Regions from separate parts of the Homo sapiens genome. Here region 2 is linked to region 1. Evidence: chromatin loops called from intact Hi-C (ENCODE). Cell type or tissue: mammary epithelial cell. All regions are shown on one strand. Each heading gives the region's core, and the rest is flanking DNA. Links, peaks and the distances in the headings are about the cores only.

Region 1 (8,336 bases), core at 315-8,314:
GTGTTTGACCTCTTGAAATGGCTTTCTAATTTTACTGTTTTTTTTTCTTTTTCTTTCCAATTTTTCATCTTTTTGTCTTTGTGTCTCTTTTCTGAATATTATCTTCCAACCTGTACTAAGTCATGCCTCTGTGCAGGAGATAGGAACAGAAACCACTCTAGGTATTGTAGGCAGAAAGGGATTGACTATAGGGAATTAGGTGGTTACAAATTCATGAGAAGAGCAGGAGTTGCAGAAGTCCAGGAGGCTTTTGTTTCAAAGTCACCATAGATGTGATTGAGAGGCCAGAGGTGCTGCTGCTACTCTTGCTCTGGTCACTGTAACTATCTGACACACATGAAGCTGGGGACTAGGCAGTGGATCAGGGAGTCTAGCCACTTTGATTTTGCTCAAAAGTAAACTTCAAAGATAAAGAGGGCTGTTGTTTGGCTTGAATGAGAAGTTGAAATTGCAAGGCAGTCTATGATATTTCAAGGTCTTTGCTATACATGCAACCAATTTTGGCTTTTCATTTTAATGGAACAAGGGCTGAGATCCTAACTCAGAGAGGTCTATAGGTTTAATCAGAAATAGAGCTCCTCAGTGGCTCATGTCTGTAATCCCAGCGCTTTGGGAGGCCGAGGTGGGTGGATCATCTGAGGTCAGGAGTTTGAGATCAGCCTGTCCAACATGGTGAAACCCCGTCTCTACTAAAAATACAAAAATTAGCTGGGCATGGTGGCCAGCGCCTGTAATCCCAGCTAGTCAGGAGGCTGAGGCAGGAGAATGGCTTGAACCCGGGAGGCGGAGGTTGCAGTGAGCCGAGATTATGCCATTGCACTCCAGCCTGGGCAACAGAGCGAGACTCGGTCTAAAAAAAAAAGATATTTTTTGGCATTTAATTTTAAGTAGGGAAATACCTGCTGTATTCATTTTAAAATAATGTATATTTATTACATAGTAATGTGTGGATATATTTTTATTGTAAGAAAACTAAAATATTAAAGATTAAAAACTAAAATTCCCTATGATCGCCACCTCCCAATGCCATTTCTCCTCCCCAGAAGTAACCACATATCAGTTATATATAGCAACATGTATTATCAGTGATGGTAGGTTAGGTTATGCTACAATAACCTACAATAACAACATCCTCAAAGTCTCAGTGTCTTATATTAATAAAAGTTTATGTCTTTTGTTTGTTTGTTTTTTTGTTGAGACAGGGTCTCACTCTGTCTCCCAGGCTGTAGTGCAGTGGCATGATCATGGCTCACCGTAGCCTCGACCTCCTGGGCTCAGGTGATCCTCTCATCTCAGCCTCCCAAGTAGCTGGGACTACAGATGTGTGCCACAAGGCCCAGCTAATTTTTTGTGGTTTTTGTGGAGACAGGGTTTTACCATGTTGCTCAGGCTGGTCTCGAACTCCCCAGCTCAAGCAATCCATCTGCCTCAGCCTCCCAGAGTGCTGGGATTACAGGCGTGAGCCACTGCGCCCAGCCTAAAAATTTATATCTTAATTGCATGTTTGTGATGGGTTGAATTCAGCTGTATCTCTGGACACAGCTGGAAGAAGCAGCTGGAACATGCTGATCTCATGGAATAAGGAAAAGAGAGAATGGGGGAGCCTCTTAAAGCTTCTGCTTGGATGTCTCACATGTCACTTCCACTCAAATTCCCTTGGCCAAAGCAAATCATATGGCTATGCCTGACTTACGTGGGGTGGGGATGTAGAATCCTTCCATAGGGCAAGTCGGTAAAATTCCATCCTTTTATAGTGTATGTAAAACTCTAGAAATAGATATAATTTTTATATAGTTTATTAGGGTACTGAATCTTATTTCTTCATGCAAAAATATGTCTTAGAGGTCTTTCCATATTATACAAATAGATCCATCTCTTTTTAATTTAATTTTTTAATTTTTTTAACCCCAGGGCAGAAGGCACCATCTCCTTTTTATTTTATTTTTATTTTTATTTTTCAGATGGAATCTCACTCTATCGCCCAGGCTGGAGTGTAGTGGCATGATCTCGGCTCACTGCAACCTCCGACTCCTGGGTTCAAGTGATTCTCCTGCCTCAGCCTCCCAAGTAGCTGGGATTACAGGCGCCCACCACCACGCCTGGCTTTTTTTTTTTTGTATTTTTAGTAGACATGGGGTTTCATCATGTTGGCCAGGCTGGTTTCAAACACCTGACCTCAAGTGATCCCCCAGCCTTGGACTCCCAAAGGGTTAGGATTACAGGCGTGAGCCACTGTGCCTGGCCAATTCTTCCATTTCTTATTTGAGAATGTCAAAGAATGCATCTCCAATCAGCCAGTGGAATATTGCATTTTATTTATTTGTTAATGGCTTGCAACCCATAAAATAATCCATACATTATATCAACATGAATGACCCAAATGTATTGGTTATTGCAGCTGGATGGCATGCATAGCCTAGGTCACAGGTGGATGGAAGACAGACAAAACCATTTTTACTCTCTGAATTCCTCCTCCACTACCCCATCACTGATGTTGTCTCCCTCCCAGCCATCTCCCTTATTTGAGGAGCAATGCATGGGGAATAGGTAGTGGGCGCTGCAGTGCATACTGTGGTGTGCCACCCAGACCCCCATCCCCAGGATGGGGCATTTATTCCCCCAGCTGCTGGGAGCATTGGCTGCTGGCAGCTCTCAGCTGAGTCCCTATGACTGTTCGAGGTGGACATTCCAAGGTCCTGTCCTCTTGCCATCCCAGCTCTATATTCCCCATGGCATTAGCCAAGGCCTCTGCTGAGGTTGCACTGCAGTTTGACTTTTCCTTTCCACAGATGTAATCCCGACAGCACTCTGCAATAGACTTCCTGACTTCAAATCTCCATATTGGAGTCTGATTCCTCGGGACCTGACTCACAACAGCCCACCACAGGCTCTGAAGTCAGACAGAACTGGGTTTCAGTCTTATCCCAAACACCAACTAGATATGTAATCCTAGAGATGATAAGTCCACTATACACCTTGTATGCCTCGGGTTTTTAATATCAACTGAATGTTGATAGTTTCTTGGAAACTGCAACTTTAAGTGAAATGATGTATGATGAAACCATTTTTTCCCTCATAATCATAATGGAAGGACATTACTTGAGGACGTGCTGCACATCATTTTGCTTAAAGTCGCAGTTTCCAAGAACCCATCGAAGAAGTTAAGTGAGGACTTACTATATACACTTCTTGCAGTTACTGTGAGGATGAAATAACACATGTAAAACACTGAGCACAGTATCTGGTACGTACTAGGTGCTCAAAACAAGTGCTAGCATGTTAGTAGTACTATTACATTAAAATGATAATCTTGGTAGAGTAATTAGATGATCCAGGACAGAGGAGATGGAGAGATTTTGCTAAAATTCATTCTCTCTTTTCCCCTCCTTGCCTGCATTTCCAGTGCCCTCACGCCCCGCTGAAACAGAAATAGACCTGTTGTGCTAACTTATTTCCGGAAGATGGCGCCAGCAGATAACGCTGCGGACGAGTCCCTTTGGTTTTCTTTTTCTTTTTCTTTTTCTTTTTCTTTTTTTTTGAGATGGAGTCTCGCTCTGTCGCCCAGGCTGGAGTGCAATGGCACGATCTCGGCTCACTGCAACCTCCGTCTCCCAGGTTTGAGGGATTCTCCTGCCTCAGCCCCCCAAGTAGCTGGGATTACAGTCATGTGCCACCACGCCTGGCTCATTTTTGTATTTTTAATAGGGGGGGGGTTCACCATGTTGGCCAGGCTGGTCTTGAACTCCTGGCCTCAAGTGATCCGCCTACCTCGGCCTCCCAAAGTGCTGGGATTACAGGTGTGAGCCACTACGCCTGGCCAGGAACAATTTTCACTATTCACAGATTACATATCAATTTCACATGTGTTATCTCATTTGATTCTCCTTCACCAACCATTTACCAAATGCTGATTATTCCATCTTTACTGTTTTATCCCTTCGCCAACAAATGCTTACTGAGCACTTACTCTAGCCAAAGAGCATCTTTAAATGCCTTCTCAAGCGCAATGACTAAGAAACAAAAAAGGAAATAGAATTCTAAGCCTCTGCTGGAGAGCTGGACTTTCCAGAGATGAATAAGACAAGTTCCAGCCACTGATTTCTTTCTGGTTCTGGGTTGATGTCAACTTGTGCTCTGGAAGGAGGCTGCTTTCATAAAGCAGAAGAAGCTTAATTCAAGTGAAACTGAGTCAGAAAGAAAGCAATTCCTTTGCAGGAGCAGCTAGGGTGCATCTCAGAGACTGTCTGCAGTACTTCCCAAGGGCTATTGATCTGAGAGCAGAGCATTCGGTCCTTGGACTGGTGAAAATTGCTGAGCAGGCAAAAGAAGAATAAAACCCGTAAAGGGAATGGAGAAAAGATGTTGAAGGGCTTCCGGGTAGGGAAGGTTAGCTGGACTGCATTCAGGAGCTCCAGACAGAAGTGACTCTGCAGTTCCTTGAGCTTCGCAGGCAGGCCTGCAAGCAAACCTGGAAACCACGAGACCAGGGCCTGGCGATCCATTTCTTTGGTGGGGACAGAGGTGCTCACCCTCAGCCTTCTCACGCTCACTCCAGAACTGTGACGGGGTGAGCTCACGTGACAATCACCTCAGCAGTGCAATTTTAGGGGTGTCAAGAAGGGCTCCTTCTATGGCTGAAATCTCTTTCAACAGTTACTGTCTGGTGCCCCAAATGCCACCACTGGTGTCCTTTATTTCTTTTCTTTTCTTTTCTTTTCTTTTCTTTTCTTTTTTTTTTTTTTTTTGAGGCAGGGTCCCACTCTGTCATCTAGACTGGAGTGCAGTGGCGCGATCTGGGCTCACTGCAACCTCTGCCTCCTGGGTTCAATCAATTCTCCAGCATCAGCCTCCTGAGCAGCTGGGACCACAGGTGCATGCCACCGTGCCAGGCTAAGTTTTATATATTTTTGTAGAGATGAGACTTCACCATGTTGGCCAGACTGGTCTCGAACTCCTGACCTCAAATGATCCTCCCGTCTCGGCCTCCCAAAGTGCTGAGATTACAGGCACGAGCCACTGCGCACAGCCCATTAGTGTCCTTTAATATGAATATTGCAAGAGTTAAAAACAGGACTTCTATAAAGAAATGTATAATTATATTGGCTTGGAGAAAATTCTGCAAGTGTACACATCAGTTGTTAACAGGGGTTATCGTGAGCCAGAAAGTGTGGAGTAAGTAAGGGAGATTAATGGAGGTCAGAAAAGGAAGAAGAAAAGGATAGATAAGAAAAAAAAATCACACTTAAAAAGGGTGCTCTTGATTAAAAGAATGTGTATTATTTGTTATGATTTATGAAAAAGGTTACTTCTATTGCCCATACGCGTTAAGACAGGCATGAAAGATGCCCAGTAAAATATTAACAGTAGTTATTATATGCTGATGAGATTTCAAAGAATGTTACTTTCTTCCTTATAACTTTATATATTTAAATTTTTATAGGGAGCATTTAAATCAGGAAAGTGGGAAAAAGCAAAATTAAGAACATTATTGCAAGCCAAATGAGAAAAGCAATAACAAAAAAATAACAAAAGTAAAACAAAATTTGAGCCATTCAAATTCTAACTTCTCTATTCCGTGGCTGTGGGACTCTAAAGAAATTACTTAACTTCTTTGATCCTCAGTTTCTTCCTCTTTAATTTTTAATTTATTTTATGAGATAGTGTATTAGGGTTCTCTAGAGGGACAGAACTAATAGGATAGATGTATATATGTAAGGGAGTTTATTATGGAATATTGACTCACACGAGTTTTGTTGAATGCATATGGAGTAGATTATAGAATCACAGGGGAACCAAACTCAGAGGTTGAGAAGCCAGGCATGGTGTCTCCATTCACATCAACAGAATTGGCCTGGGGACACTACTGGCCCTCTGGTTCCAGACAGCCAGTGCTGCCCGTAACCCCACTGGATTGTCATCTCTGGAACTGGATCTTACTCTCTCATCACACCTGCCAGAGAACAGTCTCTATATGAGTTTGAAAATCGAAGTCCATGGCAGATGCACCTGATGGGCAACGCCTAAGTCACAACACTGATGTCCTCCATGCAGGGAGGACATGGCATTTTCTGCTTCCTCTGCAGAATTGAACTCTGGGTTCCAAGGAGTTGAATGAAGTAGGTAATTCCCTTACACACAGAAAGTGGGTTCAGATGTAAAATTGTGAACTCTCAGTACTCAAGTTTCCCTGTCTGCAAAATGGAAATTATATTAGTACCTTTCTTAAAATATTATTCACAGGATTAAAAGAATTAATACATGTAAAATTCTTAGAATTATGTCATCCACATAATGATTTCATGAATACTAGATCTGATTTTTCAGTTATATGAACCTTTTGGCTTAAACCATTTGAGAGTTGGTTGTTACTTTTTTTCTACTTGCAACTTACAGTCCTGACTAATATGAAGACTAATGATACACAGGGTTGTAAAGCTGGAGTGAGGAAATCTATGTAAAGTTCTTGGTACATGGTGATATGGCTTGGCTGTGTCCCCACCCAAATCTCATCTTGAATTGTAGCTCCCGTAATTCCCACATGTTGTGGGAGGGACCCAGTGGGAAGTAATTGAATCATGCGGGTGGGTTTTTTCCATGCTGTTCTCATGATAGTGAATAAGTCTCATGAGATCTGATGGTTTTATAAAGGGGAGTTCCCTGCACATGCCCTCTTGCCTGCTACCATGTAAGACGTGACTTTGCTGCTCCTCATTTACCTTCTGCCATGATTGTGAGGCCTCCCTAGCCATGTGGAACTGTGAGTCAATTAAACCTCTTCCCTTTATAAATTATCCAGACTCTGGCATGTCTTTATTAGCATTGTGAGAACAAACTGATATACATGGGAAACTCTCAGTAAATAACATTAATATCTACTTATTACTGACATTAATACTCTCACTACTAATTAATGGTTTTTATGATCTTCTCTTATGTAATTGCTAACATCAAAGTTTTGCAAGAGGTACGTAAAAGGGCAATCTAAGGAGGGGTTTTGAGTATTTAGGGTTTACAAGAGGTACCAGGACATCAAAGAGAAAGAACACTGAGGAAGGAAAATAGGCTTATAGGTGAACTCAGAAAATCGTTGTTGAATTGTTGTGGAATCAGAAGGACCAGAGGGAGACCTTGGAGTGTATGCAGGAGGATATCTTTATTGAGTGCACTCAGACCCAGCCGACTTAACATCCAAAGACTGGGCCAAGAACAAAGACAGCACTTGGCTTTTATGCACACTTTAAAAAGGGGTGGGCTAACTTGAAGCAGGCTTACAGCAGTGTGAAAGCAGGGATACAGAGGCAGGACAAAGACAGTTAATCAAATTGTAACAGGTTCATAACTCAGGGTTACACATGACCGTTGCTATGCAACCCAGATGTCCATTATCTAGGTTTGCCTAGTGCCTAGCATGGCTTATTCCATGGCCTGCACTATGGGCCCAGGTGGCCTGCTCAGACAGCTTGTGACCTTCACACCACTGCTTAGATAAAACAGAATACTTTAAGTCACCAGTTACAGAGAACAAGAATCTATAAACTCATACCATAAAACAAAGGAAAATTTGTTTTTCTTCTCCCTGTGTTGAGGGAGTGCTGGGAGAGTCTCCAGAGCACATTCCTTTGTGTCCTGCCTTCTTAGATAGTATTATCAAGACTTTCCCTGGGTCTGGGCTATGCCCGTTGCTGCCTCTGGGACAAGTCAGCCTAATACAGGAAAGCTTATTTCTCTTTTTAATTTTATTTTTCTTTCTTTCTTTAATTTCCTGCCTTAGAATGGATGATGAAGAAGATGAAAGAATTTATAAAGAGGCTCTCTTCTTCTAGTAGCAAGAGTTATATTCATTACGAGAGACCTACTCTGAGCTATGCACTGTGCTGGCTGTTGGAGCTACAGAGATGTTACGAAGCACTGTATCTTTTTTCATTTTTTTTTTTTTTTTGATACAGGGTCTGGCTGTATCACCCAGGCTGGATGCAGAGGAGCGATCATGACTCACTGCAACCTCAACCTCCCTTACTCAAGCAATCCTCCTACCTCACCCTCCCAGGTAGCTGGGACCACAGGTGGGTGCCATGCCCAGCTAATTTTTTTTATTTATTTTTTTTATTTTTAGTAGAGATGAGGTCTCACTATGTTGCCCAGGGTGGTGTCGAACTCCTGGGCTCAAGTGATCTTCCACCTCAGTCTTTCTAAGTTCTGGGATTATAGGTGTGAGCCACTACACTTAGCCTGTATATGTTTTCAAGAAGTTTTCAGCCTGGTGCAAGGGTTGAAAGCCCAGGTACTTATGGGTTCCAGTCTGGTAACATAAACAAGGGAAGTGAGCCAGGTGTGAG
Region 2 (8,336 bases), core at 31-8,030, 170 kb after region 1:
TGCTCCCAGTGTCCATGTACAACCTTCTGCCCAGGAAAAGAGTCATTGTCAAAGCCCAGGACCCAAGCCTCTTGAGACTGTGGGATCTTGAATTATGTGCAGCAGATATTCTCAGTCTGAAATTCAGATGGGCTGGAAATGTAATCTATTTTAAATTCATTCTCATTTCAATGCTCCATTCCATATGTGGGCAGAAAATTCATCTTATTCAATTGGGATTTTTTTCCCCAACCCCATCACTTTCCCAGCTCCATTCATTTTTTTTCCCCAATTGTATCTAGGCGTGAGGTTGTCTCTGGCCCTCTTGGCCATTTTATCTCTTGAGATCCTCCCTGCTCTCTGCTTCTGAATTCTTCAAAGCTCTCTGGGGCCCACTGACCAACAAAATCCAAAATATGCTCACTCATAGCTTTTTCTCTGACCTCCTTCCCAGCCTTCTTAGATGGGAGGAAGGAGGGAGGGGAGGGGAGAGCTGTGCATCAGTCAGGGTAGGGTGAGTTCTGCTACAGTAACAGCAACGCTCAAGTCCTGTTTCTCAGTGGCTCCTGATGCACGTCCCCTGCTGGGCAGCTGCTGCGCTGCTCTGTGTCTCCTTGCTCCTGGATCCCAGCTGATAGAACAACCACCATTTCAACTGTTGCACAGCAGAGGGCAAGAGAAAGCATCAAGCCACAGACTGGCTCCTAAAGTCTCCCCCAGGAAGTGGCACACTTCACTTCTGCACACATTTCATTGGCCAAAGCTTGTTACTTGGCTGTACCTAACTTCAAGCAGAGGAGGGAGTTCAAGTGGAAATCCTACTATGGGCCTGTGCTGTGGTCTGAATGTGTTCCCCAAAGTTCAGATGTTGAGACCTAATCCCCACAGTGATAGCCTTAAGAGGTGGGGCCTTTGGAAGTTGATTAGGTCAGGAGGGCTCCACCCATGAATGGGATTAGTGTTCTTGTAAAAGAGGCTTGAGGGAGCCCATCTGTCCCTTCTGCCATGTGAGGACACACAGAAGTCACCATCTATAAGAAACAGGCTCCCACCAGACACTGAGTCTGCTGGAGCCTTGATCTTGAATTTCCCAACCTCCAGAACTGTGAGCAATGAATTTCTGTTGTTTATAAATTACCCAGTCTAAGATGTTTTGCTGTAGCAGCCTGAACAGACTAAGGCACCCTAAAAGGAAAAGAAACAGAGTATTTGTGGACAGTCCCTAAAGACAGTCACAGAAAGTGAGAGCCTCTTTCAGATTCATTAGGTGTTCAAGATGCCCAAGTCTCTTAGGAATGTTCTTTCCTGGGAGGAAGGGGTGTTTTTGAAACCCAGAAATGTATTCTCTGCTTTTACTAACACATCTGTTTCCTGAGTCAGTAGATGTTCTGCAGTCTAACTGCCTAAATAGGGAACAAAAAATCCAAGGAGAAAACTCGTGCAGCCTTAGATTCCTGGATTTTGAGTATCATGTAATCTTAGACTGGAATCTGAGAAAATGGGACCTGAGAATCTTGCAACCACAGATTTCAAACCTGAAAGGTCTTTGAATCTAATTTCACTTTCTATGCAGTAACTGTCTTAATAATCTTCCTTGCAGGTGGCCACCAGACTTTCTCTGCTTGTATCCTCCCAGGACCACAGAACTCATCGCATCCCAAGGCAGCCTATTCCATCATGGATGAGCTCAAAGTGTTTGAAAGTTCTGCTTTATCAAGTGAGCCAAACTTCCTCCCTCAGGACCATCCACTCCAGGGCCCAGTTATTCTACTGGAGGAGTGAGGGTAAAGCCATCACCAGGACAACCTTGGTGACAGGCTGGACTGGCAGCCAGCTTTTGGGGATGACTTCAGGGAACCCTGAATAGCCATGGGAGCCAAATGTATTACTCCTCTGATGCCTACAATTCCACTATAATAGTCTGGTGGGCTTCTGTTAGGGAGGCTTATACATGGTGGAAAGAATAAAGGCTTGGACTCAGCCTAGGTTCAAGTACTGCATCTTGACCTGGCCTGTAGGCAAGTCTTTTCACTTCTCTGAGTTTTGGCTTTCTCATTTGTCCAATAGGAATAACAATAATGATAATAATAATACCTCCCATGCAGGATTGCTAGTATGTTCAATGGGATAATATATCTAAACACCTCACACAATGCCTGGCACATAGCAGGTGTTCAATTAGGTCTGTATTAAAATCCAGGCTCTGTCTCTTATTATTTATATGTCCTTGGACTTCATTTCCTTGAACCCTAGACTCCCCATCTCTAAGGTGGGGTTGATATTACTCACATCCCACCAGGCTCTGGTCAGAATCTTTTAAGTGTTTATTTACAGATAATGTGCCAAGTTCTTTATCTGAATTGGACATTTAATCCTTTACTCTGTGGGTAGAATATTTATAATCACCCCAATGTTTTCAATGGGGAAACTAGGGCTCAGTGAGGTTGATTGACTTTGCCCAAGGTCACATGGCTGGTGAGGTGGCAGACTCAAGATTTGAGTCCAGGCATTTTGCTCCCGTGTATACACTGTGTGTATAAAGGACCTGGCACAAAGCAGCCAGGTCATTTTGTGCTTGAACTGCTGCTCTGTCCCCAACTTCCCCAAAAAAGCACAACATCCAGAGTAGGCCAAAGCTATGTTACTTGGCTCTACCTAACTTCAAGCAGAGGAGGGGTTTCAAGGGAACCAAGTATTTGTAGTGCAAAGCCACTGAGGTTTTGGAGTTATTCGTTGTAACAGCTGGCATGGCTTAACCTTGTCCTCTTAGCTGTTTTCAGCATTTGCACCTGAGTGTCAATCAGCTAGGATGTTTTAGGCTGCAAGTAATAGAATACCCTATTACTCCTGAATTCAATAATAGGTGCCTTCGCAGTCAAGAAATCTGGAGGTTACGTGGCTCCAGTTTTGGTTCATTCAGAGGTTCAGTGATGTCATCTAGGACCCGCATTTTGGCTTCAGCACCCTCAGTATATTGGCTGTAGCCCTGAGGCTTGGCCCGTCATGCTCTCAACATGGCTGCCAAAGTTCCAGACATCGCATCCTCATGCAACCACTTAAAGGGAAAGAATAGGGGACCTTCCCCACACCCCTTTTTATATAATAATTGAGGCCAGCCCTTCTCAAACCTCCTGTCCCAGCATACTTTCTTTATGTTTTATTGGCCAGAACTGGGTCATGTTCTTGTGGAAGACTACCAAGGCTCACCAATAGCCATCTTCTTCTTCCTGGGCACACATGTGGGATACATTTCCCAGCCTTCTTTGCAGTTAGATGTGGTCATGTGACTGAGCTCTGGCCAATGGGATGTAAGCAAAAATAATTGTACTGATTTCAGGTCTGGCTTATAAAAATCTTCTACCCACAATCTTTCTGCCATCTGCCTGCTGAATGGAGAGGACTCTGAGAATGAGGAAAGCCACAAATAGGAAAAGTCTCAATCCCTATATGACCTGCAGAAAACAGAGCCCTCCTGTCAAGACTTATTGCAGTTTGATGTGAGAAAGAACCAAGCATTTATAATGCAAAGCCACTGAGGTTTTGGAGTTATTTGTTACAGCAGTCAACATGGCTAAACCCAAGGCATAGAAGGACGGAGCTCAGGGAGACAGCTGCCTTCCTCACATGCTGGGGCTAAGAGGGGTGCGAGCAGGGAGGAGAAGGGCTTCTGTAGATGTCCAAATCTGACCCAGGCCAGCTTCCACCACTGTCTAGCTGTGTGACTCTGGGCAAGTGCATGACCCTTTCTGAGCCTCCTTAAATAGTTACGTGAGGCAGTGGGACTGGAGGCTCTCACCCTAAGTGCCCATATGATTATGACATTCACTGACTCCTTCCTCACAGCAGCCAGTGGCCAAAGAGAAAGGGTGTGGCTCCCCTAGGGGCTCCGGGTCAGGGTCACTGCTCTGTCTGGAATCTGGGCTCTGCTGCCCAGAACGGCCCTCCTGATGTCTGGAATTCCACCATGAGTGACTCATGCCTTTGGGAAGCCACTGCCCTGACCCCACTGAGTAATAACAATAACAGCCCCTCGTGGCTTTTTCTTTGCTGAGAGTTTCATAGTCCATGGTCTAATCTGGTCCCCAGCACACGGCTGTGAGTAGGCAGTGAAGGTGGAGAGAGTTAGAATTGCCATACACGATGCAGGAAGCAATGTGCCCACAGCTACACAGCAAGTTAGTGGCCAAGCCTAGAGTCCTGGACAGTGGCTTTTTCCCCAAAAACCCTTTGCTTGAAAAGGCTGCCTCTGATATTCGTGTGTCCATGTTCATAGCAGATTATTCACAATAGCCAAAAGGTGAAAGGCACTCAAGTGTCCATTGATAGATTAGTGGATAAGCAAAATATAGTGTATCCACACAATGGAAGATTTTCAGCCTTAAAAAAGGAAGGCAATTCTGATACATGCTACAACAGGGATGAAGCTTGAGGACATTATGCTAAGTGAAATAAATCAGTCACAGAAAGATGCATACTGTGTGATTCCATTTATAGGAGGTATCTGTCAAAAGTAGTCCAATTCATAGAGACAGAAAGTGGAATTGCCAGGGGCTGGGGAGGGGGAAATGAGAAGTTTCCTTAATGGGTTTAGAATTTCAGTTTTGCAAGATGACGAGTTCTGTGGAAGGATGGTGATAGAAACTCAATAATGTGAATGTACTTAAAGCCATGCATTGTACATTTAAAATTGCTTAGATGGTAAATTTTATGTTCGGTGTGTTTTGCCAAAATGTAAAAGTTAAAAAAAAAAAAAAAAGCTCTCCTAAGAGGTAGATGCTAAGTTCTAATATTTTTCAGGACATATAAATTAGTTTACCATGATTTGTATCAGTCAGGATAGGCTAGGTCATGCTGCTGTAACAAACAGCTCCAAATTCTGACTCTAGATTAGACTGCCCTTACACTAACTCTGTTCCTCCTGGAACATTCTTCTTTACCATCCTAAACCTCTCCCTACTCTGCCTGTATCCCAAACCTGGAATAAGGCAATAGAATCAGACATACTCAAACTTGTCTGGCTGTGTGACTGTGGGCAAACCAGTTAACCTCTCTGGGCCTCAGTTTACTGATCTGAAAAATGGGGACAATAAATGAACCTTGAGAAGAGAATTCAAGGAGTATGGAAACATTTAGCATGATCTAGGGCATAGTGTCAGGCTGTGGGTATATTTAAACCTCATGCAGAGCTTGGCACCCAGGCAGGAATGGGGTAGGCTTCAGTCTCCTGCCAGTCAGGCCCTCAGCCTGAACAATCTCGAGAACACCTTCTTCCAGCCAGCCTTGCGTCAGGGCCGGGGAATGGGTGGGACAGGAGCCAGAGGCTGCAGAGACAGCCGTCTAGCGCCTGGGATACTTTTCTCCCCAATAATCTGTTTTCAATCTTTCATTATTATATTTTTTTCTTTTTTGAAAGCCATCCTGCCAAGCAACAGGCATGCAAGTGTAGTCAACTCCCAGCCCAGCCTACATCAAAGTCTTTGCGAATTTCTGCTTTGAATCATGGGGTAGGGGACCCTGCCTTATATCACATGTGTCCAGCCTCCACACTTTTGCAAGTGTGCTGTTTCCACACCCTGCCATGCCCCATGCCCTCTGTCTTTCCAGATTCTGTTCACCATCTGTCAAGGCTTGGCCACAGGGCTCTCCCCTGCCAACAGCTCTCTGATGTCTCTCCCTCCCTTGTTAACACAACCCCTACAGTCTCACCAGAGCTGGGGACATGTATTGAATTCTCATCTTCTTTATTTAACACCTTTGAGGGCAGGGACAGCATCATCCACTTTGTCTGATGACTTTCATGAATCGATAAAGTGTTTTTTGTCACCACCATACCAATGGCAGGAGAGATGATGAGGATGTTTATCCCCATTTTACAGATGAGAACATGGAGGTCATGAGACCGGAAGTGATAGTCACCCGGTTGGGGAATCAGGCCCTCTATCCCGACGCCCTCGCTCTCTCTAATCTACCCTGCTGGGCTGAGCACACAGTAGGTGTGTGCCTAAATGTGCATGAGTAGGGGGCTGGGCAAAGGCTGGGGACTGGCAAGCTCTTCCCTGAACTCATTTCCTCTTCTGCCTGGACAAGCAGTGAGTCTACATTTCCAACCTTCCTTGCGAGGAAAACAAAGTCTTCCAGTGGACTGATTATGAAAGCGGGCCAGATTCTGCACCACTATCTGTTTCCACACCCCTTTGCAATGTGACTTTGCCTTCGTTCTCTCCAATGTGGGTTGGCTTTGGGACTCTCTTTGGTCCATTGAATGTGGTGGAAGTGACCTTGTGCTAGTTCTGAGCCTGAGCCTCAAAAAGAATGCAGTCCTTGCAGTCTCTCTCTCTCTCTCTCTCCCACCCTCTGCTCCCCACCTTCCCCCACCCCCCTGAACCTGACCCACCCCCGCCAGCCTCCTCCACCATGAGACAAGCCAAGGCTAGCCCACTGGAGAATGGGACCAACTCTTTTTTTTGAGACGAAGTCTCACTCACTTTGTCATCCAGGCTGGAGTACAGTGGGGCAACCTCTGCTCGTTGCAACCTCTGCCTCCCAGGTTCAAGCGATTCTTCTGCCCCAGCCTCCCAAGTAGCTGGGACTACAGGCACACACCACCATGCCTGGATAATTTTTGTATTTTTAGTAGAGGCAGGTTTTGCCATGTTGGCCAGGCTGGTCTCGAACTCCTGACCTCAAGTGATCCACCTGTCTCGGACTCCCAAAGTGTGCCTGGCCCCAATTCTTACATAAGACAGTTCTACCATCACTTTAAGTCACAAACATGGTCTCAACTCAAATTTAAAATGTCCAGTCAAGCTATTAATCCAAACTCCCAATTGGATCTAGGTTTAAACCTTCTCCCCTTGCCCAGCTGGGGCCTGTCCTGGGGAGGCAGTTTGGGGGGCTCCTTCTCTGGACCTCCTCCCCTCCCCCACAAGTGGGGGCTGTGGAGATAGTAAGGGGAGGGGAAGGGTCTCACTTGAGCTGCCGCCATCCTGCTGGCTTCCAGCTGACAGTGTCACAGATGTCCCACAGATGGCCATTGCTGCAGGGCTCCCTCACTCTTGACCCTGGGGGGGATGCACTTCTCCTTCTGGAGGTCCCTTGCAAGTCCTTCCTCGGCCCTCAGGAATCCAACATCCAACTCCAGCTTCTTGCTGCTAAGACCACTCCACCCTCCAGGAGGCCCTAGGGAACAAGACCCAAGCAGACCCCTGCAAGCTACCCCCACCCCAGCCCACAACGAATCCCCAAACCCTTCCATGTCCCCTGCCTGGCATCTGGAGGGGCAGTATTGGCCCCCTCTGGGTGAGGTCTCATAGCTGGAGCTGCCGCTCCTCCTGCAACACCTCCTCCCCAAACCCCAAGCCCTTTATTTTCCCACAGTCAGTGAGGGGGTGAAGGCTGGGGAGAGAGATCCTCGGCCACCTTCTTTGTAAATCCGTCGGACCTGATGATCCAGTCTAGAATTTCACATCTTTCCTATCCTGGGGTCTTCTGTTGAATATTTTGATATATTTCAACATAAGGAAACAGGACTTATATACTGTTCTTGCTCTGGATTTTATTATCTTTGTATCTTACATATTTTCTCACCTTTCCTTATAGATACCTCACTTGAAAAATTTTAATTGCAGCAAAATATACATAACATAAAATTTAGCTAATTAGGAAGGGCACAGTGGCTCACGCCTGTAATCCCAGCACTTTGGGAGGCCGAGGCAGGTGGATCACGAGGTCAGGAGGTCGAGACCATCCTGGCTAACACGGTGAAACTCCGTCTCTACTAAAAATACAAAAAATTAGCTGGGCGTTGTGGCAGGTGCCTGTAGTCCCAGGTATTAGGGAGGCCGAGGCAGGAGAATGGCATGAACCCAGGAGGTGGAGCTTGCAGTGAGTCGAGATCACGTCACTACACTCCAGCCTGGGTGACACAGCGAGACTTCATCTCAAAAAAAAAAAAACCAAAAATTAGCTAATTAATCATTTGAAGTGTACAGTTTTGTGGCATTAAATATAGTCACATTGTTCTGCAACCATCACCACCAAACCTCTCCAAAATGTTACCTTGCAAAACTGAAACTCTGTACCCATTAAACACTAACATCCTATTCCCCCTCCTCCCAGCTCCTGGAATTGCCATTCTACTTTCTGTCCCTATGAATTGGGCTACTTTTTTTTTTTTTTTTTTTGAGACGGATCTCACTCTGTCGCCTAGGCTGGAGTGCAGTGGCGCGATCTCGGCTCACTGCAACCTCCGCCTCCCGGGTTCAAGCGATTCTCCTGCCTCAGCCTCCCCAGTAGCTGGGATTATAAGCACATACCACCACGCCTGGCTAACTTTTGTATTTTTAGTTAAGATGGGG

The links. Peaks named below come from ENCODE experiments on the same cell type or tissue, not always from the same donor. Only the 100,000 strongest peaks of a DNase experiment are listed, where the experiment ranks them.
Region 2: a loop joins it to region 1, with 6 times the contacts of the local background. A loop is called at or near these places in 98 of 110 quality-filtered maps.

The regions. Positions count from the first base shown.
Region 1 is chr20:44,862,879-44,871,214 of GRCh38, reverse strand. No RefSeq gene overlaps it. Among named protein-coding and RNA genes, the nearest start is that of YWHAB, 19 kb to the left of the region's middle. In mammary epithelial cell, for the core only: a CTCF peak has its summit at 3,455 (motif pointing right); no DNase peak of the experiment used is centred there; H3K27me3 peaks cover 420 bases.
Region 2 is chr20:44,688,751-44,697,086 of GRCh38, reverse strand. No RefSeq gene overlaps it. Among named protein-coding and RNA genes, the nearest start is that of LINC01260, 21 kb to the right of the region's middle. RefSeq lists a silencer at 568-617. In mammary epithelial cell, for the core only: no CTCF peak of the experiment used is centred there; a DNase peak (open chromatin) is centred at 3,936; H3K27ac peaks cover 351 bases.